Regions from separate parts of the Homo sapiens genome. Here region 1 is linked to region 2. Evidence: chromatin loops called from intact Hi-C (ENCODE). Cell type or tissue: PC-3. All regions are shown on one strand.

Evidence for each region. Peaks named below come from ENCODE experiments on the same cell type or tissue, not always from the same donor. Only the 100,000 strongest peaks of a DNase experiment are listed, where the experiment ranks them.
Region 1: a loop joins it to region 2, with 2.5 times the contacts of the local background. A loop is called at or near these places in 3 of 110 quality-filtered maps.

What each region holds. Positions count from the first base shown.
Region 1 is chr2:191,483,979-191,488,978 of GRCh38, forward strand. No RefSeq gene overlaps it. Among named protein-coding and RNA genes, the nearest start is that of NABP1, 190 kb to the right of the region's middle. In PC-3, no CTCF peak of the experiment used is centred here; a DNase peak (open chromatin) is centred at 3,123; H3K27ac peaks cover 769 bases.
Region 2 is chr2:191,409,524-191,414,523 of GRCh38, forward strand. MYO1B (myosin IB) reads left to right here. Exons shown (of 31, transcript NM_001130158.3): 27 at 1,543-1,649; 28 at 4,525-4,657; 29 at 4,994-5,000. Among named protein-coding and RNA genes, the nearest start is that of MYO1B-AS1, 170 kb to the left of the region's middle. In PC-3, no CTCF peak of the experiment used is centred here; no DNase peak of the experiment used is centred here; H3K27ac peaks cover 791 bases.

The DNA of each region.
Region 1 (5,000 bases), 74 kb after region 2:
TGTATGTTCCAATAATTTTCCATCAAATGGAAGTCAAGTATCTTGAGGAAAGCTGTGTCTTTTTCTAATTTGCACAAAACCTCCCTTGGGTCAAGTCTTGGCCCTGGTGGTGAAGGTTAGGGGGATGGGAATGTAACACTGGTTAGAGGTGGCGGTAGGCATGGCCATAAGTCAGTGGTAGGGCTGCTATGTTTGGTTGTGCAGTTGTGAAACTATAGGGTCATCATAGATTTATATTTATTATTACAATTATGCTGAATGTCTCCTGTTTACTCCTCCTGATCCACTTCTACACTTCTCTACCCTTCTTTGTTTCTCAAGAACTTGCCCTGTATGAACTGTCTCCATGGGCTATCTTGCTCTCTGACTTCTGGTTGGATTCAGAGAAGATGAGAGGGCAAAAGAAATTTGAGGTGGGAGTATTTCTCCCCCTAATTCTCTCTTTGCTGGGTCACCATGGTTTGGCCACATGCCTCTACTTAATGTCATAGTTCTCGTCAAACAGCCCTTTTCTTACAGTTACCTTTCTCTGGATTGTGGTGACTGTGCCCTGCCCTTGAATCTTCATGCCTAGTGGGTGATAATGGTTTCCAACTGTTACAAGTCCTGAGGTACTATACCCCCATTATTTCTTTCTCTAAATCCTGCCCATAGCTTTGTAAGTAGTTCTTTTATTAAACTGTCCTTAAATTACCCAACTTAACATCATCTGTTTCCTGATGAGACCCTGGCTGATAGCAACAACTCTGCTGCAGATGGCAGTCAAATATCTTGAGGACAAGATGCCTTTTTCTGCCTTGCACTTGAACTAGCCATCCTGGGAGTGGTGGAGGGAGGTTGTAGAATAGTGGTGGTGATGGTTGGGGATGGTAGAGCTAATAAAATGGTTTTGAATGCCAGAATAAGACTAAGATGTACAATAGGCAAGACAGAGTGATGCACATGTGGACAACACTCTTTGAGAAAGATTACTCTGGCAGCTTTGTGAAAAACAGACTGGGTTAAGGATGGCTTACGAAAAAAAGGCCAACTGGGAAACTGCTGCTGTATCCTTAGAACAAAGAGTAAGGGCCTAAACTAGCAAAGGAGCCCTGGGAGAGAAAGGAAGTATTGGAAAGACTCAGTACAAGGAAGAAGCATAACTTCCTGGCAGCTTATTTTGGGAATAGCAGGAAAGGCAAAGAACAAGAATAACACATTATGATAGTACATGTTGCCAAACTAGAGAGTGGAGGAAGATGATAGAAATACTAGTAATGAGGATAATTAATTGCAGCTTATATTTATCAAATGTTTCCTGAATTATGACATCAGAGTTCTAAGAGCTTCACAAATATTAACTCACTTAATCTTCCCTTTGATTTTGTGACGTAGATCTCAACATTTTACCAATGAGGAAACAGGCACAAAAAGCTCCAGTTACTTACCTAGAGTCACCTGTGATGTAAGTTAGTGAGTAATTGAGCTGAGGTTCACTCCCCAGAGCCTGAACCCTTCTGCTTCTCAAGATATAAAAGATATGGCTCAAGGGCCAGGGAACAGTTGTCCCCAGATCAACTTTCCAAATTTATCTTTACCCCAGGTGCCCACCACTATGATCATAATTAACTTCTTGCTATTTCCACACTTACTACATCCTTTTCCTTCTCTTACTGAAATAGCCTCAGCTTGCTTGCCCACCTCATAGTAATAATAATAGCCAGCATTTATTGAGCATTAATTATGGGCTGTCACAGTTTTATGTGCTTGATGTGTATGCACTAATTAATCTTCATGACAACATTATAAGATGGGTATTACTAGTAGTAATAGTAGTATTCTCATCCATTAGAAGGCAAGCTATAGGGAAAAGGAATATTTATCTGTTTTATTCACCATAATGCTGTGTGGTATATTGTAATGGTCAGCAAAGATTTTTCAAATGAATGAACTTTACAGATGTGGAAACTGAGGCACAGTTGGCCTAAAATGACACAATTAATAAAGAGTAGGGCCCTGCTTGGGCCAGACTCTGGCTTCATAGCCTGTGTAGTATCACTAACTCATACCAACTCAGCCCTTAACACCAGCACAAATGTCACCTCTCCTGGGAAATTGGAAGGAAAATGGATACTCTGAGAAAACCTTCCCACTCCTCTCCATTTCCCTTGGGATGTCTTGGATGAAGACATCTTTAATATCTTGCTGTGTCTTTAAATCCCATACAGCACCCTTGTGGTTTTCCTCACTTCTCTTTGGCCCTCACTCTCATTCTTTTTGGTGCTTCGATCCTCTCAGGCACTAATTTTGGATTCCCAGGATCATGCTCCCACCCTCAGCCTTGCCCTTTATCTCCCTTGGCCAAATTTTAGTAATAACGCTGTCCATGCAGCCACTTCCCTCCATTCCCCGGGGCCCATTGTGCTTGCTCTGCAGAAGATACCACTTGGGTTTCCATTTCTATCCAATCCCCAAAGCTCTTTTTATAGTCTGCAAATTGTGTTGCTTCTTCTCGGGCTTTGAAATTAGGGAGTGTAGGCTGACCTGGTTCTAGTACTTTGAAAGTAGGGCTGGCACCACCTCCTTGATTTATCATGTGGTAGCAACAGGGAGGGGACCATCAGTGAATACTTATTAGACATCTAGTAGTACAGCAAGGAGCTAAGGTGAGCATACCTGTGGGGGTGAAGGACTGCCCTTAGAGGTTTGCTGATATTGCAAAGCCTTGTTGCTTTGAACCCATACCTTAACATTTAGCAAAGGGAAAATGCCAAAAGGACAAGTAGCCTCAGCAGACTTCCCAGATAAAAGTAGATTGTATCAATGACTGTATTCTGTTCAGCACTGCATTCACTAGACTTAATGGACCATGAGGAGCTCTGGATCCAACAACTGATAATAATAGCTAAAATCAAAAATCTAGATGTTTCCAGTTGGAGAATTAGGAATTCATTTCTAGAGCCATGAGCTTATGAGGAAATACTATGTGATATTTCATAAATCACATATACTATTTTCTCTTTGGGAAGAAACCAGTTCCTAGGAAGCTAGGTATGGAAGGCAAATTGCCTTTCAAGGTCTCGTGTCAATTCCTGGCTTTAATGGGCTTGTGACTCATAACCACAGAGACTTCAGTCTAGGCCCACGCAGCAGCTTGGAGCTGGGAATGGAGGTTATTACTGCAGATGACTAAACAGCATCCAGCTGAGGTAGCAGAATCTGGTGCTGCTAATGAGAAAAGATGACTACTGCCTTTTCTTTTCCACATACCAGAGGTTTTCTCTGGTGGAGTTTCATTTTCTGCATGAAATGGCAGACTCGCCTCCCCAGACATAAAGTTGCCACAGATGTAGAATTATATAATGTTCAAACTAGAAAGTTCCCTAGAAATCATCTCCTCCATCTTCTCAACTTGTATATAGGGAAACTGAGGCAGAGAGACCAGGTAACACTTGATTTTACATAATTTCCTAATTAAGGCCTGGATTGTGTTTCTGAATCCAGCGTTTTTGCCATGGAAGCTACAAGAGTGTCTCCATGGGCCTTCTGGTAGTCTGAAGTAGCGTAATTGGAGAGGACAGAATATTATTTTGTGATTGACACTGTATTGACACTCCTTTTGAGGTTTGCCACATTCTGATAACCATAGCTACTGGGAAAGACAATGTCTTCATGCCATTTTGGATAAAAATAGGTGGTCAAAGACCAGTGAGCTGAGGAGCCTGTGGAGCTGTATAGAGCTTAGGCTTGACTGGTCATGTTGGTCAGAGGGGCTTCACACATATTTCATGTTTTCAGTCTGCCAAGTACTCTGTGTGGCAGATTGTGCTGTCAAAGTATCTAAGCTGGGGACTGTTTTCCAAAGTCCTTTTTCTTGCAGGAGTCAGGTTAGAGATGGCCAGAATGGAATTTGCATGAGATTTGAAAGGCAAAAGAGAGGCAGTGGCTGTTCCTTTCTGAAAATCTTTTCAGGGTCATATGTGGTGACAGACAGACAAAACTTGTCCAAACTCCCCTCTGTGTCCAGTTCTTCCAGACTGCTGGCCCTGCTGAACAATAGCAGCTCCAAGCCCACTAGATATTGGGCTGTACCACTAGATATTGTAGGCCAGTATCTAGTGGCAGGCTGGGAGCTGCTGATACAATGATTTGTAACCTCACCATGAATCCCTGCTTCACTGTCCTACTTTAGTCACGAATGTAACTAACTCCTCTTTGTGACTGGTTCATGACTCCCTCATTCTCCAACTCATCCTTACACACCTGTACTTGCTCAGCTCCTCTCACACGTGTGAAAAGTCTAATTCCTTTAAGAAGTCCTTTATCCTGCAGCACCTTAAGTGACCCTGCTCACCTAAGTGACCCCTGATGATTCATGCTGGATCTCCAGGAATGGCGAGCCCGGGGCAGTCCAATTCACTTGCCTCTCCCTGCATTTGGCAATTCACACGAAACCGATGTGGCAAAGGAGGAACCAGGAAGTGTTCTGTCTATGTGCAGGCAATATGTGTTGTCAGCACTTCCCTGGAAGATTCCTCAGTTGAACAAAGAATGTTTCCGACTCTGACAGCAAAGGGCAGTCAAGGGGGCTGGGGAAAACCTGAGAGCGGTGTATTCTAGCGGGCCTGCCCACCAGGACAATGCTTCCGTCATCCCAAAGCCTTTCCTAAGCCTTTGCAATGCCCCTCCACCTGAAGTCCTCTTCCACTCCTCATCTCCCACAAAAGAACTGAGCTGTACCATAAGATTTTTGGTACCTTTCTGTCTAATTGATCTGCATAGCTGAAGACTGGCTTCCTTAATATATTTTACAGTTCCTATTTCCAGTCCCTTCTGGGACCAGATAAGTTGTGAAAATCAATCTTGAAAGGACTATGATTAACTGAACTTTTTTAACCCCTATAAAATATATGATTTGTAGCTTCTCACATTATTATTTCCCACCCCGCCCCCCACCCCCACATCATTTAAAAACATGAACTGACAGTGGTAAAAAGTTAGAATATCATTTGAACGAACTT
Region 2 (5,000 bases):
ATTTGGACACCTTCAGGCAACATAGTTAAATCCTGCAAATTGAAGAGTTTACTTTATCAGATGTACAGAACAGATAATCAGATAATACATGTGAACACACACACTTTGATGGGTGGGAAAAAAGGCTTTTTCCTGTCCCTAAAGATAGTAACACATTCTCTATCTAAATTACAGGGAAGCTGGAAATCTGTTTTATACTGCCTTTTATTTTAGCTCTCTTATTTTGTATAAGAGGACATGGCATGTAATTTAGATGTTGCCCAGCATGGAACACGTGGGGCACTTGTATAGATGTTGACCTTACTTCGATAACCTAGTCAGTTGATATGTGGAATGTTAAATATATGCAGTTATCAGATGTAATAAAATCATGAGATGGAAGGGCATGTATTTAGTAAATGAATGCTCAGTACACACATCCTCCAGGAAACTTTCCTGCCCAGCACGGTGGGCTTGTTTTTTTGTTAGAATCATCTATGTATAGAGTGACATTATTGCTGATTAGCTTGATAAGTGGTACCATACAACATAAGGAACTAGATTCTGAGTTCTGTTCTCTAACAGCAAATTTGGCGAGGTTCATGAACCTCTTAATGGCTTGTCTCCTTTCTTGAGTCTAACCCAGAAACTGTTTTCAGAAATAATGACAGGGAGCTCCCATTGCTGGGGATCTGCACCACCTCTGCCCTCCCCTGGCTTTGCAATCTCACCCATCCCTCCATTGGATTGGAGGTGGGAGATGAGGGCTGTTTATTCCTGAAGGGAGCCTTTCCATGGAAAGGGTCAGCAGCAATGCTCACACTTCTTCATGCAATTATTTCAGTAGCACTTGACCACACCTGTAACTGAATTTCTAGGAATGCTCATCTAAAAAACCTGGCCCTGCTCCTCTGGCCACTGTCTCCTCTCATTGCAGCTTCAGGGATGGAGTGAAAGGGGATATCTCAGGTCCCTCATCCCTATTGTAAAATGGTAGTGGGGGGATTTGGAGCAGTGGTTTTCAAACTGTCATAGCATATTTGTGGTCATGAAATCAATTTAGTGGATTACTACCAGCGTTTTTCAATAAAATGCAATAGAATAGAAAATAGCAGAGTGTACAATATATAGAAAGGATTGAGTATTGTTTTGTGACGCTTTTGTGTCAGTTTTCTCTGTATGTGTGTGGAAATGTGCTTAGTGGATTGTGATGCACAATATTTTTACTGTGAGTCTCTCTAGAAGAGTGACAGCCTCAGGACTAGAGGATTTCCAAGGATTGACATAGTGGGAGGAAATAGTACTTGCAAGGCCCGTGCCCACTAGGCCCTGGTGTGTTTTGAAGAAGCATTCCAGGTTCTGCAATACAAATAATACTCTGACGTTTTCCAAGACAAACTTTTTAAAACCCACAAGGGAAAAATGTTTTTGGCCTTTTTTAGTGAATGTTTTGTACTTTCTCCCTTATTCTTGTTGCTGATAAATTGTCTTAGCATATTTAAGAATGAGTAATAATTTATTTATATAAATGATGTTTTGTTTCTTTCTTCTCATATCTCACAGTGTAAAAAATACAGGGACCAATTCACAGACCAGCAGAAACTTATTTATGAAGAGAAACTAGAAGCCAGTGAACTCTTCAAAGACAAGAAGGCTTTATACCCATCTAGGTATTATGGCTTTGCTTTACCCATAAAATTCAGGATTATAAAAGTTTCTCAAGTATATTTGTACGCCGTTTTGCCTGGTGTTTGATTTCAGTCTTAGATGAGTGATTTTTAGTTCTGTGAATCATTTTATAATCAGCTTGATGTAAACACATTTATTTGAGCTATGGCTTCTATAGTGCAGTTTAATGAAATGAGGTTACGATTGTTGGTTTCACTCCATTAGCATTAGCTCAAACACTTTACTAAATAATTAGAAGTCATTTAACATAAAAATTATATAGGCTGTTAAGATACGTTTGCATTGTAAATTCCTGTTCCTTTTCCGTAGTTTTCAAAGACTAGCCAAATTTCTGTTGGCAATATACTTTAATCACCATTCCAGTCTTCCTGCCATAGCAAGCAAGGTCAGAAACTTATTTGTAAGGTAAATGAAAGAGCGAGCCAGGACAGTACTTTTTGAGTGTTGCTTGAGCACTGGTCTGTGGTGCCCTTTGGTCTGCTAACTCAACGGATATGACTTCTGTGGCCTGTACAGCACGTTCAGTTCCTTTATTTTAGACACCGTGGACTCAGAAAAAGAAGGAACACCAATCCCAAGTTCAGCAAGTGAAGTCCTTGGTAAAGACTGTTTATCCCAATAGTCTTACATCTCCTGCATTCATCACTTCCTCCCAGCAATCTAATCCCATTTTCATCTGGTGTTTATAAAAAAGTAGATTGTACAATTTCAAGCCAAATCTGTAACAACTTTAAGCTTCTTCCAATGAATGGCCAAAGAAAGAATGTATTATATGCTGAGTATATTCACATTTATTACGTAAATTATGTTTATATTCTCTGTGACTTTATACACATTTAAAATATCTTCCTTTTAAAGGATTAAAGGAATATACATTGCCAGACTCACTGGGTTTAAATATTTTAAATTGTACAACTTCATTGGTTAGCTGATGTGGCTACTTGAGGTGATACATACTCCCTTAAGTCAAACACAGTGTCTAAATCCAAAGTTGTCCAAAGTGCCTGTTATATAAAGCATATTCAAACAGGAGAATTTGTCTGTATGCTTGCTTCAGCAACTAATTTTATTCAGCTTTTTTTTTATACATTTTTAAATTAGGGAATAACCTTCTTAATGAACATTTCCTGTGGATGACTCTTCAGAAACTACAGGCTGGAAAATACATCTTTGAGGAAACAATTTAAAAGCCTGTTAGCATTTTTATAATTTAAAACACAGTTGAATAGGAACCAAAAAAAGTTAACTTCAAGCCAAGTCCTTTTTGGGTAGTCTTATCAGTTTTCAGGGATAGTGGCACACTCACCCCACAGCAGTGAGAGAGGTGGAATAATTTAGCCTCCCACCACCCTGCAAAGTGGCAGCTCTTATGGGAGTTGGCCTTTTATATCCTGAGAGCTGTGAAACGCTGACCACCTACGTGGATTTTTCTTCCCTTATCCTCCACCCACAACATAAGCATTTAAATTTGTATTTGCAAATTGCCAGAACTTTGTAGCTCAAAATGAAGCTTATAGATTCCTTGAAGCAGCAGTTTTTCCTTGGTGCCTTTGATGAACCTGTCCTGAAAGAGTCCCCCGACAAGTCTTTAGGGAAATTGATATCTTAGTGATAAGTGTACAGTTAACCTTTTACAAAAATTAGTTTGTTTGGGAAAAAAAAAATTGCCCTGATTCTGAATGTTTGCTTTGGTTACTTCTGTCCATTTAGAGGCATATTCTAGGAGAAGAGGCTTGATTCTCCTTTCATATACAGATGCTGCTTAACTTATGATGCAGTTACACACAGATAATCCATCATATGGGTTATGAGTGATTTCTATCTTGATTGTTCCATGTGATGAGATTATTATCAAAGTCCTGCCCACCAAATGCCATGATCACCTCAAAAATATATTTGAAATAGGTTTAAGGTTTCATTTCCAACTTATATTTAGGACAGATGCAAGCGTAATGTATAAAATAAATTGAAGTCAATTTTTATGAAGTTGTCATATGTCATATGAAGTTGAAAATATCATAAGTTGAAAATGCATTTAATACACCTAACCTACTGAACACAATCACTTAGCCTAGCCTACCTTAAACATGCTCAGCACACTTACATTAGCCTACAGTTGGGCAAAATCATCTAACACAAAGCCTGTTTTATAATAAAGTGTTGGATATCTCATGTGGTTTATTGACCACTGTACTGAAAGTGAAAAACAGAATGGTTTATGAGCACCACTGTAAAGCTGAAAAACCCTAAGTCAAACCAAGTCAGAGACCATCTGTATTGCCTACTTAGAACCACAGTTACATGTTAATATTAAGTGTTCTATAGTTTTCTTCTAAAGTGATTGCCCTGGATCTGTTCTTTCCCAGAAGGCCTATTGATTTTCTTATTCTCTGCAAGAAATGAAATTTTTCTTTAGAGCAGGTGATGGTAATGATTTCAGCTCTTTTCACTGCCACATATTGTTTGAAGGCGTTAGTAAATCCTTTGTGAGCAGCTGTTAACTTTATATTAACAGATTAGAAGAAATTGCCTTTTCCTTCACATGAGGCCATGTACTTGAGTCTTAGCTGTTGTTCTTATGAGTGATTTCTGTCTTGATTGTTCCGTGTGATAAGATTATTATCAAAGTCCTGCCCACCAAATGCCATGATCACCCCAAAAGTGTATTTGAAATAGGTTTAAGGTTTCATTTCCAACTTATATTTAGGACAGATGTAAGTGTAATATATAAAATAAATTGAAATCAATTTTTATGAAGTTGTCAGCTACTCCTTAGAATCAACTGACCTGTTTCCTTTTTTTAGTGGTACTTTCATTTGAAACTATTTCTAATGTGCAGGAATTTTTTTCCTTTAGTGTTGGGCAACCATTCCAAGGGGCTTACCTGGAAATCAACAAGAACCCCAAGTATAAGAAACTCAAAGATGCCATTGAAGAAAAGATCATCATTGCTGAAGTCGTGAACAAAATTAACCGTGCTAATGGGAAGGTAAAAATGCTAACCTTGAAGACTGATAAGAAGTACCTATTAGTTGGGATAGTCACCCTGTTTTCTGAATGTAAAAATTTGCATTTCATGTTCTCAGTAGAGTTAACTATGAAGGCGGCTATTTCCCCTTACCTTTAAGCTTAGGTGGAATTTTGCTTGTTCTCTGACATTTTTATGAAATAAAACATATTATTTATGTTCTTTACTGCGTTCTTGGTTTACATAGGTATGTTTGTTGAAGGATATTGGAATTTTTGCAAATAATGCCTTAAACTCATGGACCATTTTTGAGTATTTGTGATCATTGGTTTTATACTATTTTTTATTTTGATTTAGAGTACAT